Regions from separate parts of the Homo sapiens genome. Here region 2 is linked to region 1. A link is a loop called in an ENCODE intact Hi-C map of the cell type or tissue named here. Cell type or tissue: gastrocnemius medialis. All regions are shown on one strand. Each heading gives the region's core, and the rest is flanking DNA. Links, peaks and the distances in the headings are about the cores only.

Region 1 (2,813 bases), core at 130-2,629:
TCACACCTGTAGTCACAGCTACTTGGCAGGCTGAGGCAGGAGAATGAACACAGGAGGCGGAGGCTGCAGTGAGCTGAGATCGTGCCACTGCACTTCAGCCTGGGCGACAGAGTGATACTCTGTCTCAAAAACAAACAAGCAAAAAAAACCCTGCTATAACAAAATGCTGTTTTGTTGGGAGAATATATAAAGTCTCCCTTTTCTCTCTTCCATTTACATAGTACCCATATATACATCTCTATCACACACATAAGTATTGTTAATAATTTCATGTATAGTCTTTCAGTTTGTTTATGCATATATAAGCAAAATCAAATAATACATTATTTTTTCTTTTCAAAAAGAAATTAGTATAGATTCTATAGATTCTATTCTGAATTTTGTTTTTTTTTCTCTTAATATTTCTTGGAGAGCTTACCATTGTCAGTACATTGAGAGCATCTTCATTCTGAATAGATACGTTATAATTTTTTTTTTTTTTTTTTTTTGAGATGGAGTTTTGCTTTGTTGCCCAGGCTGAAGTGCAATGGTGCGATCTCGGCTCACCACAACCTCCACCTCCTGGGTTCAAGTGATTCCCCTGCCTCAGCCTCCTGAGTAGCTGGGATTACAGGCATGCGCCACCATGCCTGGCTAATTTTGAATTTGTAGTAGAGACGGGGTTTCTCCATGTTGGTCAGGCTGGTCTCGAAATCCCGACCTCAGCTGATCCGCCCGCCTCGGCCTCCCAAAGTGCTGGGATTACAGGCATGAGCCACCGTGCCTGGCCAATTTTTTTTTTTTAATGTAGTCACTCAGTGGACATTTAGGTTCCAAACTTTGCTACTGCAAAACTACAATCAATGTTTCAAAGGTGATTTTCTTTTTTTTTTTTTGAGACAGTCTCGCTCTGTTGCCCAGGCTGGAGTGCAATGGCACAGTCTGGGCTCACTGCAACCTCCACCTCCCAGTTTCAAGTGATTCTCCCTGCCTCAGCCTCCCAAGTAGCTGGGATTACAGGCACCCGCAACCATGCCTGGGTAATTTTTATATTTTTAGTAGAGATGGGGTTTCGCCATGTTGGCCAGGCCAGTCTCGAGCTCCTGACCTCAGGTGATCCACCCCCCTCAGCCTCCGAAAGTGCTGGGATTAGGGCGTGAGCCACGGCGCCCAGCCTCAAAGGTGAATTTCTTTCTTTTTTTTTTTTTTTTGAGGAGTCTCGCTCTGTCGCCCAGGCTGCTGGAGTACAGTGGCGCAATCTCGGCTCACTGCAAGCTCCGCCTCCCAGGTTCACGCCATTCTCCTGCCTCAGCCTCCCGAGTAGCTGGGACTACAGGTGCCTGCCACCACGCCCGGCTAACTTTTGTATTTTTAGTAGAGATGGGATTTCACCCTGTCAGCCAGGATGCTCTCGATCTCTTGACCTCGTGATCCACCTGCCTCAGCCTCCCTAAGTGCTGGGATTACAGGCGTGAGCCACCGCGCCCCGCCTCAAAGGTGAATTTCTAAACAAATGCTTAATTAAAATTACAATGTTATTTACTCTTTTACTTCTTATATTTGACCTATTTGACCCTTCAAAAATACAAATGCTTCAAATCCATTAAAATCATACACAGGTCTGTCAGCCCATTAAATATAACACGCAGACAGCCAAGTAGCAATTTTTTCAGCAAAAAGCTCCCACAAAATTCGATCACACTAGTTAGGCTATCGTCTATGTCAGGCAAGCCAAGCCTCATAAAACTGTATATATCTGTAGTCAAGTAGGCCAGGTAAACATTGACTCTCAACATCATTCTGTTCTGTAATATTGGCCAAATATTTATTGCAAATATCAGGCCCTCAACACTGAAGATAAAGTGCACTGCTATTAAGTGTCCAATATGAAGTACAATGAGATAATCAAATCCATTTTTTAATTAATTTCCTTTATTATAGACAAAATGAATTACTAAATTTACTAATTAAATTTAATACTTTGCTTAAACAAGTACTATTCACACTTTTTCATGAAGGACCTCAATCCACAGTATTTTTGTAAAACAGAATAACAATGTTATGGCAATGTCAAATTGCTATAAAAGTTTCTAATTACTCTTTTTTTTTTTTTTTTTTTGGAGACAGAGTCTCACTCTGTCACCCAGACTGGAGCAGTGCAGTGGCGCAATCTTGGCTCACTGCAACCTCTGCCTCCTGGGTTGGAGCAACTCTCCTGCCTCAGCCTCCTGAGTAGCTGGAATTACAGGTGTGCGTCACCATACCTGGCTAATTTTTGTATTTTTAGCAGAGATGGGGTTGCACCATGTTGGCCAGGCTGGTCTTGAACTCCTGACCTCAGGTGATCCACCCACCTCAGCCTCTTAGAGTGTGGGGATTACAGGCGTGAGCCACTGCGCCCGGCCAATTACTCATTTTTTGAACTTAATGTATAACAAACACAAACACATAGTTTGGAGATAAGTGGGCAAACCACACTTTGAGTAGCACTGATTCAGACCGTAAGCAGGACTAACATTTTTAAGTTCCTTCAATTAGCTAGTCATAAATCAATCCAAACACATCATCGAAATTTAGAAAAAAAATTAATTTACCTTGGGAAAATATTTGTATAATCCCATGTACGCAAGTTGTAAAGTAAGAAATGGAGCAAATATGGACTGTGAAGATAGAAGATAAAATTAAATATTTCCAACATAATCATTCAAATCACAATAAATCAAACAGCAGCTAGAAAATTCCAAGCAAAAGCTGTAAGAAAATGTTGTTATTATTATTTTTTGAGACGGAGTCTTCCTCTGTCACCCAGGCTGAGTGCAGTGGCACGATCTTGG
Region 2 (2,813 bases), core at 82-2,581, 370 kb after region 1:
ATTTAGAGGCGTGAGCCACCGCACCTGGCCCATATGTATATTCTTAAGAGGAAAAGACATCTTTTCATTTTACAGCAATATGATGTAAAGCAATACTCTAGTTATGATGCTAAACCCAAGTGTCCTGCTTTCCAATGGAGCCATAACTCTTGTTCAAATAGGCTAAGCATAGTTGTCACCAAAAAGCCAGATTTGTTTGCTCAGATCCTTGTCCCCACATCCCAATTTCATCTTTCCTAAGCAGCAGCATAAAGTTTTTTTTTTTTTTTTTTTTTTTTTTTTTGAGACGGAGTCTCGCTGTCGCCCAGGCTGGAGTGCAGTGGCGCAATCTCGGCTCACTGCAGCCTCCGCCCCCTGGGGTTCACGCCATTCTCCTGCCTCAGCCTCCCGAGTAGCTGGGACTACAGGCGCCCGCCACCTCGCCCGGCTAATTTTTTTTTGTATTTTCAGTAGAGACGGGGTTTCACCGTGTTAGCCAGGATGGAGCATAAAGTTTAATTATTACTTGCAAGGCATATTCAGGATCTCAAAGCAGCAGGATAATATCCTGAAGGTGCCATGTATTCAACTCAAATTCAGAAGTACTTTATGAGGATGAACTTCACTCATTTTCCACTAGTCTTTAAATGTAGACTCTTGTAGCTGATTCTGTAGTGTCAGAATTCTGTTTATCAACATACTCCTTTTACTTTTTAATGCAAAACTCTAGTTTCAAAGGAATGAAAGAAAAAATAGATCAAGTCTAGAAAAACCAAAGAAAAAGCATAAGGAAATTTTAAATTAAAAAGCATATACGCAATATACATAGTAGGTAAAATTTACAACTGCTTCTCAAATGGCTGCATTCTGTTATTTCACACTGGGCTGTGAATCATTTTCGCTTAAATTCTTGCCACAGTGGAAGTTCTTAATATTTTTGGTTCCAAACCTTTTAACAGCTCCAACAGAATGAGAGCATTTGCGTGATATGTTTTATATAAAGTAACTTATTGTTTCTCCTTTATTATTCCATTCCATTTAGTTTTGAATAGTATTTTAAAAGTAAAACCCCAAGAGATTATAAAACCATATGTAATAACATCAAAGAGCAAATAAACTTTATATAACTGCTGAAACTTTTTCCTTTTTTTTTTTGATACAGGATCTTGGCTCTGCTGGCTGCCCATGTTGGAGGGCAGTGGCACAATCATGGCACACTGCAGCCTCAAACTTCTGGGCTCAAGTGATCCTCCTGCCTCAGCCTTCCAAGTAGCTGGGACCACAGGTATGCACCACCATGCTCAGCTAGTTTTATACTTTTTGTAGAGACAAGGGCTCACTATGTTGCCCAGACTGGGCCAAAACTTTTTTTGGTGGGGAGGGGACAGAGTCTCACTGTCTCACTATATCGCCCAGGCTGGTGAACTCCTGGGCTCCAGCGATCCTCCCAGGCGTTGAGCTACTACTGTGCTGGGCCAAAACTCTAATTGAAATATTTTTTTTTTCTAATTTATCTTGCAGTTTTAGTCCTTAAGATCTCTCATTCCACCTCAGTTTCTTTTCCTAGACAGTTGTTATATGTTTACTTTTCTTAAAGATTCAGCACACACCTATTATTTGTTAAACCTTTCAACTCACCCAAATATAACTGCATTCCACTGCATGATGTTGTTTTCAGATGGTGCGCCACTGACACCCACAGGTGGGTCCTCTTGTAACCTGGAAATCCAGCGTGGTAATTTAAAAAGTTGAACATTAAGGCCACTAAGGAGGCCACGTAAACACCTACAGACACTATACCATCTATTTTGAGACACAGACTAACTCCATTTCCTTGTTATTGTGAACTAAAATGAACCATATGACTTAAATATATTAACCAGGTATATATACTTATTAAATACCTCTCCAAATTATCTAAAAATTGAAAGGGCTTGAGAATCATCCCTCTTTCAATATTATCTCTTCAAGAATTGATGCATAGGAACACTTTTACACTGTTGGTGGGACTGTAAACTAGTTCAACCATTGTGGAAGACAGTATGGCGATTCCTCAGGGATCTAGAACTAGAAATACCATTTGACCCAGCCATCCCATTACTGGGTATATACCCAAAGGAATATAAATCATGCTGCTATAAAGACACATGCACACGTATGTTTATTGCGGCACTACTCACAATAGCAAAGACTTGGAACCAACCCAAATGTCCAACAATGATAGACTAGCCTAAGAAAATGTGGCACATATACACCATGGAATACTATGCAGCCATAAAAAAGGATGAGTTCATGTCCTTTGTAGGGACATGGATGAAGCTGGAAACCATCATTCTCAGCAAACTACCGCAAGGACAAAAAACCAAACACCACGTGTTCTCACTCATAGGTGGGAATTGAACAATGAGAACACTTGGACACAGGAAAGGGAACATCACACACAGGGGCCTGTTGTGGGGCGGGAGGAGAAAGGAGGGATACCATTAGGAGATATACCTAATGCAAGTGACGAGTTAATGGGTGCAGCACACCAACATGGCACATGTGTATACATATGTAACAAACCTGCACGTTGTGCACATGTACCCTAGAACTTAAAGTATAATTAAAATATATTTAAAAAAAAAGAATTGATGTATATAGACTGTCCTCTTATACCAAAAAAAGTTTAAAACCTCAAAAGCAAGTAATATTTTTACAGAACCATTGATTTTGCTGCTCTAAACATGCAAAGACTGTGTATCCTAACCAGGCTACTTCTGCAAAATGGCTACAAGAAAAAAAAAAAAAGCAAACCTCAGTGTAAACACAAAATGACTGAAAACACATTAAAT

What was found. A loop is a pair of places that touch in the nucleus more often than their neighbours do. Peaks named below come from ENCODE experiments on the same cell type or tissue, not always from the same donor. Only the 100,000 strongest peaks of a DNase experiment are listed, where the experiment ranks them.
Region 2: a loop joins it to region 1, with 2.0 times the contacts of the local background. A loop is called at or near these places in 17 of 110 quality-filtered maps.

The regions. Positions count from the first base shown.
Region 1 is chr5:134,743,813-134,746,625 of GRCh38, reverse strand. CAMLG (calcium modulating ligand) reads right to left here. Exons shown (of 4, transcript NM_001745.4): 3 at 2,574-2,639. Among named protein-coding and RNA genes, the nearest start is that of CAMLG, 6.7 kb to the right of the region's middle. In gastrocnemius medialis, for the core only: no CTCF peak of the experiment used is centred there; no DNase peak of the experiment used is centred there.
Region 2 is chr5:134,373,268-134,376,080 of GRCh38, reverse strand. It overlaps UBE2B (ubiquitin conjugating enzyme E2 B), which reads right to left. Exons shown (of 6, transcript NM_003337.4): 2 at 1,618-1,698. Among named protein-coding and RNA genes, the nearest start is that of UBE2B, 3.1 kb to the right of the region's middle. In gastrocnemius medialis, for the core only: a CTCF peak has its summit at 1,642; no DNase peak of the experiment used is centred there; H3K4me3 peaks cover 1,094 bases; H3K27ac peaks cover 1,630 bases.